Regions from separate parts of the Homo sapiens genome. Here region 2 is linked to region 1. Evidence: chromatin contacts called from ENCODE Hi-C or POLR2A ChIA-PET data. All regions are on one chromosome and are shown on one strand. Each heading gives the region's core, a stretch centred on a gene start or an enhancer-like site at or near the end of the contact. The rest is flanking DNA. Distances are from core to core; before and after follow the strand shown.

Region 1 (4,324 bases), core at 1,480-3,979:
TACAGGAAGAGGCAAGGGCTAAGACGAGTGTATCTTTTTTGAAAATGTGGTGATTCAGGCAGGAGATGTGGGAACCGGTGCTGTATCCTGCTTATCATCTTCAGGGCATTCTTCTCAAGGGCTGCGCCGAGTCTTTGAGTCAGGGGCTTTGTAAAATTCTGCTGGCAAGGGGTTTTGTGCAATTCTGCTGTTATGTAAGCAGGATGAACAGACATAGTGTCTACATTTGCTACTTTGTCTCATACACTGAACCAGCTGCATGAAGATCTGGGAGTGGGGGTAGCATCCTGCAGGGGCCCCAAGTGAAGAATATGTTCGGGAAGTTTGGGGAATGGAAAGAATCCACAGTGGTTAGAGGATAGGGAGTGAAGGGGAGAGTGGTGTGCAGTGAAGTTCGTGTTGAGTGGGGGAAATCAGGCAGGGCCTTGCCCGGCCATGGTAAAGAGTTCGGATTTTAAGTACTACTGGAGGCAGATGGAAGGTTTTGAGTGGAGGAGTGGTCTGATTTGACTGACTCTATTAAATATTCGAGTTGGCCGCTATGGGGAATGGAAGAAGAGTGGAAGCAGGGAACCCAGGCAATGGGCAGAGGTCACAGCCTGTGTGAGGGTTCATGGCCACACAGACCAGGCAGGGCCGTGGAGAGCAGAAGCAGTCCAGGGCTGGAACACGTACGTGTTAAAGGCAGGCTAACAGAATGGCATACTGGGGATGGGTAGTGAGGAATGATGCCCAGGCTTTGGCCAGAGCAGCGGGGTGGATGGAGGTTCCAACTTACTGGGACGGAAAAGCCAGAGGGAAGAACAGGATCTGATGGAGGACTTCCCTGTGGACGTGTTTAATTTGAGAGGCCTTTAAGACCCTCACGTGGAGAAATCAGCTGGCAGCAGTCTGTGAGACTAGAGCCCACAGTGGGAGATGTCAGGGCTGCAGATGGAAATCAGAAGTCCTCAGCAGAGATGAGATGAGATTTGTCTTTTGATTGCCCCAAGGATTGAGGGTTAGGCTATTTCTTCCCTGTAGGTTTATAAGTTGTAGTCATTATTTTATCATTGTATGTGTAGGCTAATTCATGGATTCTCAATTCAAGAAAATATTGAACTAAATATTGTGCTAGATGCATGGGACATAATGATTCACGAGATAGACTGTGGGTTCTGTGAGGGCAGGGAATATGTCTCATAGACGAGACAGATTATTCCATCAGAATTAAGTCAGGAATTCAATCAGAATTCCACCAGAATTAAGTAAAGTGTGATGTGTTCTGTGACAGGGAAGCATAGAGTGGGGGCCACACAGCAGAGGTGCAGACCTAGTCTTGGGGGTAAGATGGGGATGTTTTAGCTGACTAGTGAGGGTGAGTAGGAGCCAGCTGAGTGAAGCTGGCTTCAGAAAGAGGGCTCAGTTAGTGGTAGATGGGCTAGCAGTTTGCATTAGAGTTGAAGTGTACTGAACTCTTCCTTGGAACTGGCAAATTCTCCACAAGGCACTCAAGGATTCCTTGTCAAGATTGTATAGATCATAGGAAGGTTAATATTCATGTGGGTTGGTGATACTAGTTTCATTGCTACCTGCTTTCACACAGTAAATTTGTTCCTTGCTAGGAATTTTCACAGCTGTGTGCCCAGTTTTATTTTGGTGCAGTAAATATAGTGTGAAATTGGCAGCTCATAAGACTTTATAAGCACCTTACATGCATTATTTCAAAGAGCCAGGGCACATTTTTGCATGAAAAGCTCTTATACAATTATCAGAGAAAAACAACTCTTCAGAATCATCTGCATTATTGCTAACGTTATATAATTTGAAAATCATAATATGTATGTTCACATAGATTCACAGTGTTAGGACTGCAAAAGCAATTGGTACCACACTGTTACAGACTGAAGAGCAACACATTTTTTTCTTGAGTAATCCTTGCAGAATTTTAAGGAAGCTTTTTATTGTTTGTTTGTTTGTTTTTTGCTTTGTTTTGTTTTGTTTTTAAGAGACAGGGGTTTCACTCTTGCCCAGGCTGAAGTGCAGTGGCTCAACCATAGCTCACTGTAGCCTCAGGAAACTCCTGAGTTCGGGCGATTACCCTGCCTCAGCTTCCCAAGTAGCTGGGATTATAGGTGTGAGCTACAATGCCTGGCTCCAGAAAGCTGTTTTTACTTTTCCTCAGATGCTAGTGTATTCTCCCAAAGTGCCAACTCCTTGGTCAGTACTCTGTAAATGGCACAAACAACCTTGTTTACTGAGGAAAATGTACAAAGGTGTGTTGACAGTGGATAACTACTTTGAGCCCCCAGCATTGTGAGGTTTTACCCTGGCTGATCGGGGCCCTTGGAAGAACTGGCTGTATTGCTAATCAGCCCCAGTGGGAGTTGTCACTGTGCTAAGTTCCCCACACCCCCGCCTATCTATCCGCAGTCTGTGGTTTAGCAAAACTGTCTAGTACAAGAGGGGCAACTCTAGGAACACATGGTAGATCCTACAGTGTCCATACATGAGTGGGGGCAGGTCATCTAGAAGCTTGTGGTTGGGGAGCATGTGCTAGTTCACTTGAGCTGGTTTCTCTTTTCATGCCCAGAGAGTTATGTTGGTGGGGAGGGAGCAGAGATTGGTCCATTTAGGAGCTCCACCAGCAAAGTTGTTTTTCAGAGGTACAAACCCATCCCTCTTCACGGCCTGTGTCAAAAACTGCCTCCTCCATGAACCTCTACTTCCTCATCCCGTAACAGGAAGTCATGTCCCTCCCCAGACCTGCCCCTGCTTACCTCCAGCCTTCTAGCTGGTCCGTTGTTGCTGGCTCCTGTCAGCTCCGACCTCCCTGAATTGGCTCCACGGTCTCCTGAGCAGGGCTGAGTGGTGGGTGGTACTCAAGGTTCAAGTAAGAACTCTCTTAGGTGGAGAATAAACAAACAGGAATACTGTTTTGTTTTGTATTGTCTTATAAGGGAATGAAACTAGTTGTACTTGCCTTCTTTTCTGAGAAGTTTGTTTCTAAATTCTTGTGATTTTATAAAGTGAATTGTCATAAATGGAAACTTTTTCTTTTCAGATAATGTGGATGCAAATGATCTTAAGCAGTTTTTTGAGACCAACTATTCTCAGATATATTTCATCTTCTATGAAAATTTTATAGCACTGGAAAATAGTTTGAAATTAAAAGGTAAGCATTTCAGTAGTTTTTTTTTAAAAAACATTCGGGCATTTTTATAAGTTGTATATATCATGAGCCACAAATTATACATTTTTAAGCTTTCTTTCTTGCCAAGCCTTTAGCAAAGCTGTGAGAGCATGGTGGACAGGGTGGCATCTTTGTTTCTCTTGAGCTTTCACTTATATGGATGTTAATTGAACAACACATGGCTAGCAAAAATAGCAGAAGGAACCCTTAGAAAGCATGATTTTCAAAGGAGTAAGTTACTGAAAAAGAAAGAAAAGTAATACATGCATACTATTAAAAAAATTTAGATTCCATAAAAGGGTCTGAAATGAACACTCAAGTGTCTGTTTTGCCCTGCTTGCAGAGGCAACCACTATTAAAGATTTCCTGCATCTCCTTCCAGATATATTATTAATGTATTATGTTTATATATGTTTGTGACTATATTCTTTGAAAATCAAACCAACAAGGTCACATTATACATTCTGTTCTGTATACATTATACATCCTGTCACCTAAGTGGTAGGATAGTGTAGCCTGGGGAGCCAGACTGGGTTGGGAACCTGGCCCCACCCTTCTAGCTGTTTCTCCTTGGGCAAATTAATCTGTCTCTGAGCTGGCTTCCTCCTGTCAGCGTTAAACAGGTTCACAGGTATCCTAGCATTTTAGGACAGAGTTTGACACATAGTCCATGGTCAGTAAGTAGTAGCTGCTGTCACCATCTTCTTTCATTTTCATGTAGTCTGTGGGCTGAATCTGAATCCCCACAGCTCTATGAAGTAGATGTCATTCATTTATTTAAAAAATAAGCCATATGCATAAATAACTGTGAAAAAAGTTAAAAAGTCAGTTGTTCTGTAAGAGAGATTTAGACAGAATTCTGTGGTTCTTGGGAAGTGGGAGAGATGACTTCCTGCTGAGTATATAGATGAGGCTTTGGGGAAGAGGTGGCCTTGGGAATGGACCTTGAAGGACAGCAGGATTTCAGGTGGAAGAGAGCGGCACTGCTGCTGGAGGGGAGAACATGAGTAAAGGTAGGGCTGTTCTTACGACATGTATGGGAAATGCATTTTTTTTTTCTTGCAGCAAAGGTGTGTGAAAGAGATTTGCAGGAAATTAGATAATGCTTGCAAGGAGCCTTGAATTCTAGGCTAAGGAGTTTGGACTTTGTTC
Region 2 (4,742 bases), core at 601-3,100, 140 kb before region 1:
CAGGTGCCCACAGTGGTAATTTGCTATATAACACACCTATTATTGGCCACCTACCTTTCCTTGTCTCTCTTCCTAATTCACCTCATTTGCCAGGGTTTTCTTCGTCACCCAATAAACTGCTTACACTAGGATCCTTGCTCAGGGTCTCTTCTGGGAGAACACAAACTAATTGTTATGATAAGAGATTGCACTGCCATAATTATAATCCATGCACACAAAAATGTGGGTAAATCTTACACTCCTGATAGGGAGCGAAAAAGCCAGACACTGACGAGAACACACCGCGTAGTTCTATCTGGGCAAAGGACAAAAGCTGGTCACAGGAATCCTTGCTGTTAGAATCAGGAGAGTAGCCACCTTCATGGGGGACGGTGTGAGAGACTGTCTGGGGATGTTCTCTTCCTGGATCCAGGTGCAGAGGTGAGTTTGAGAAACGTCATCAAGCTATACAATTATTATTTGTTCATATTTCTGTATGTACAGTAGACTTAAAATGTTTTTTAAAAAAATACAATGAGCAAAAAGAAAAAAAAGGAATGTGTCATTTGTTTGTCCTCCTATCCATCCACCGATCCCTGCGTCCACAGAATAATGAAATCCTAAGTTCCAAGCTTCCACCTGAAGCTTACAGTCTCCAGAGGAGGCACGCAAGCACATTCCATAGGAGTCGTATTTGAACATGGGGATCTTTTGTTTTGAGCAAAAAGTTCCCTGTGCATAATTTCAAGTGAGCGTTCTATAGAACAGCACTTGTCACTTGGGAAGACCGATATAAAAATAAATTCTAGGCCGGGCGCGGTGGTTCATTTCTGTAATCTCAGCACTTTGGGAGGCCAAGATGGAAGGATCACTTGAGGCCGGGAGTTCAAGACCTGGCCAACATGGCAAAACCTCGTCTCTACTAAAACTACAAAAATATGGCCAGGCGCCGTGGCTCATGCCTGTAATCCCAGCATTTTGGGAGGCTGAGGCGGTCGGATCACCTGAGATCAGGAGTTTGAGACCAGCCTGGCCAACATGGTGAAACCCTAGCTCTACTGAAAATACAAAAATTATTTGGCTATGGTGGTGTGTGCCTGTAATTCTAGCTACTTGGGAGGCTGAGGCAGGAGAATCGCTGGAACCCGGGAGGCGGAGGTTGCAGTGAGCCAAGATTGCACCGCTGCACTCCAGCCTGGGTGACAGAGTGAGACTCTGTCTCAAAAAATAAAATAAAAATACAAAAATTAGTGGGGCATAGTGGTGGGCGCCTGCAGTCCCAGCTACTTGGGAGTCTGAGATGGAAGAATCACCAGAGCCTGGGAGGTCGAGGCCACGATAGAGCATGCAGTGAGTGCTGCACTCCAGCCTAGGCAACAGAGTGAGACCCTGTCTCAAAAAATAATAAAACAAATTATAGGTTTGGTATAAAATACTTAGCCCCTTCAATTTCAAGAATAAATCTTGTTACCACCCTCAAAGCAAGATGGGAAGAGAGGCAGAAACCCCTCACGGTGTACTTGGGGATGAATTTGTCCCCTGAGACAGCTAATCACGCTGGAGGCAGGCCTGCACCCCGGCCTCCCTCGCAGCTCACAGTCTCAGCGGGGGACAGTGCCAGAGTTGGGTTCTTACCCACCAGAGAGGCTCCCAGGCCCCTCTCAGACCAGACTGAAGCAGAATTCTCCTCTCTGCCTTCTAGAATGTCTCGTAAAAGCTGCTCCTCTTGGGGAGGCTCTGGGCTTTGGAGAGAGCACCTGGAATTCCCCACTAGAAAAGCCCAAAAACTGAAAAATATTCATTACGTATTTTCAATACAGAGTTCCTGACGTTTTCCAGCAGAGGGCGCTAGAGAAGAGCCGGCCAAACCTGCAGAGCGTTGACCAAAGTCACAAGAGTAAACCAAACGCCTCGCCCTACCAGGCGTCTCCCCACCAGCTCGACCCCGCGGATTTCTCCCACAGAACACAGCCCCAGCCCTGGGCCTCCACGTGTGGCAGAGCAGGGAGCAGGCCCTGGGACACTTTCCTACTCAACAAATGTAAGCTGTCTATACATGATGGTCACTGTCTTGTGATAAGACTTTGAAGAATTGCTTGGTATTCAGAGCACTTCGGGGCGATCCACGGGGAGCCCCACAGTCTTGCATGGTCCACGCGTTCCTCTGCTCATTTCAGAGTGATCCTTCCTCTGTACCGCCTCTGCTCTTTTTCTCGTTCTTATTTTTTCTCCTTTGAGGGGAAGTAGAGGACTCCAGGTAGCAGTTAGTTGTACAGGACAACCCCAAATCCTACCCCTACAAGGCTTACTTTAGTAAAGCGAGTTGTTTTTGACACAGTAGAATTAGTACTACCTCAACCAGTAGTCTTTGAATTGATCCCTTAACTGATTAAGGGATGATTTTAGCAAACATTTACAAAAGGAAGGAATTTTTTTAAAAATAAAATGTTGTTTTCTAATTTTATTTTTTTCTAAGTCCTCTTTTTTCTCTCTGGAGGCCTGTAGAATCTTCTCTGTATTATTGGCGGCTGAACAGAGCAGAGCGCTGGGTGAATTCTAGAGTTAGATCTCCCTTCTGGAGCGAGGCACTCACACCCCCAGCTGCTGGGAGAGCCATTGCTCACAGCTCACAGCTGAGAGCTTCTCTGGGCATTGACTACCCTGGCCAAGGTTGTGGTGACTCTCTCGGGAGGCAGCTTGCAGCCAATGTCTGGACAATATGGAGGGAAAAGGGCCAGTCCTCTCACCTCAATTCAGGATGATGCCAAAGGGACATCCTAGCTCCAGAGCTCCCTGTGGGATCACTTGAGCCTTTATCTTGCCAGACAACATGCACATCCCTGCCCTAGGCTGTGTCCCCACCTCCCTCCTGGATTCCAGAGCAAGAACCAGGGTCAAGTCACAACATAAACGAGGGGCAGGAACATGAGGAGAGGAACGATTTGGTGATGGAGCTGTGACCCACGCTCCCATGTGCCATCACCCCCACACCAGCGCCCTTCCCTCAGATCGCACTCAGAGGCACATGGGAGAGTCCCTTGTGATCACCTGACAGAGGAGGGGAAAGGTTAAGCTTGGTGCAGGGGTGAGTGAGCTTGAAATGTGGGCACAAAATAAAAACTGGCTGCAGATGTACTCTGGCCGCCTCATTCAGGGTGGTCATGAGAGACGGCGGTAATGGGGAAGCTCTCGCAGTGGGCAGGGCTTCAGGCAGTGTAGAAAGAGAAGTATCCTGAAATCAGACTCCACATTGGCTCCTGGGCAGTCTTGTGTGATTTGATGGGCTCGTCAGGGCCTGGAAGGAGGAAGGTTGAGAACACGGAGGGGAAGAGACATGTGACTGTGTCTATGGAAGTTGGCACCCAGTGAAGATCCTGGCACAGATGTTAATATCCGCCAGAGAGCAAACAACCCAGAAAAGGCTTGACACAGCCAAGGAGAGAGAACGGCTCGGTCAGCTGCTGTCTGTTCTAGCCTCTGCCATCGGTTGTCCCAGTGCTGGCACAACGGGCTCACAAAGGGAAAGGCCATGGTGGCAGGGGTGGAGGCTCTGCATGTGCCAGACAGAAGAGCTCCAACTCGCCAAGGCTGAGCCACTGCCACAGCCAAAGGGCCAATTTGCGAGCCACAGAAACCAAAGTCAAACCCCTAATCTTTCAAAGTGACCGATGAAAGAGTTGGTGGCGAGTTGATGACACTGGATCCCTTCACTCTGGAAGGGGGAGCAATTCATCTTGCTTGGAGGCAACACACATTCTGCTTCCCTGCCTGTAGAGTGTTGGCCAGCACCACAATCCATCTTATAATATTTGATCCACCAACATGGAGCTCCGCTTACTCACCACCACCTCGGATCAAGCAACCCACTTCACAGCAGAGGAGGGATACTTGGTCATGGGTCTAGTAGTCCTCTCTGCAGCACTCACAAGCTGATGCCTGAGAAAGTGATGCCAGAGCCTTCTGAAGGCACAGCTGGGGCTCCAGCTTGGAGATGATGCCCTTCCGGTATAGGGTGGCATTCTCTGGGATGTAGTATATGCCCTGAATCAAAGACCATGGCATGGTGCCATGTCCCCTATTGATAGAGCCAAGGCATGGATATTAAGGCGTGGCCCTACTCACCATCACCTCCAGTGACCCAGGTGGGGAGTTTGGGCATTGTACTCTGCAGCTTTAGGTTCTGATGATACAGAGCTGCACTGGCCAACACAGTAGCCACTATCCCAATGTAGCTATTTAAATTTAAAGTAATTAAAATAAAGTTTAAAATTCACTTTACATATTTGTTGATTTATTTATTTATTGAGACAGGCTTTCACTCTGTCACTCAGGCTGTAGTGCAGTGGTATGATCACAGCTCACTGCAGCCTTAACCTCCAGGCTCAGGCAATCCTCCCACCTCAGCCATGCCTGGCTTATTTTCTTTTTATTTTTTGTAGAGACAGAATTTCACTATGTTGCCCAGGCTGGTCTCAAACTCCTGGGCTCAAGCAATCCCCCCACCTTGGCCTCCCAAAATGCTGAGATTACAGGCATGAGCCACCACGCCTGGCCTTAAAATTCACTCTCCGTGACACACTAGCCAGATTTCAAGGGCTCAGTGGCCACACATAGTTATTATCTACCATGTTGGACAAATCAGATATAGAACATTTCCATCATCATAGAAAGTTCTATCAGACAGCACTAGTCTATAAGATCCCAGTTCCTAGAGGGGTAACACTTCTTCCAGGAGAAACCGTGTGAGTCCTACTACATTTAAG

What was found. Hi-C counts contacts between places; a loop is a spot of excess contacts on that map. ChIA-PET counts read pairs that join two places held with the same protein, here RNA polymerase II (POLR2A). Pooled maps may share reads with other maps.
Region 2: a loop to region 1 is called in a map of motor neuron, with 3 times the contacts of the local background. The contact joins two enhancer-like sites. A Hi-C loop is called at or near these places in 7 of 168 maps with a recorded cell type or tissue (HL-60/S4, mammary epithelial cell, motor neuron and 3 more) and 4 of 50 pooled maps. POLR2A ChIA-PET finds 5 or more read pairs at or near these places in 2 of 52 experiments (CD4-positive, alpha-beta T cell and naive thymus-derived CD4-positive, alpha-beta T cell).

The regions. Positions count from the first base shown.
Region 1 is chr20:20,679,521-20,683,844 of GRCh38, reverse strand. It overlaps RALGAPA2 (Ral GTPase activating protein catalytic subunit alpha 2), which reads left to right. Exons shown (of 40, transcript NM_020343.4): 2 at 3,044-3,154. Among named protein-coding and RNA genes, the nearest start is that of RALGAPA2, 31 kb to the left of the region's middle. Within about 2 kb of position 2,729, at least 3 of the 41 ENCODE cell types and tissues checked have a DNase peak (open chromatin) inside an H3K27ac peak, as active enhancers do.
Region 2 is chr20:20,822,244-20,826,985 of GRCh38, reverse strand. No RefSeq gene overlaps it. Among named protein-coding and RNA genes, the nearest start is that of RALGAPA2, 110 kb to the right of the region's middle. Within about 2 kb of position 1,850, at least 2 of the 41 ENCODE cell types and tissues checked have a DNase peak (open chromatin) inside an H3K27ac peak, as active enhancers do.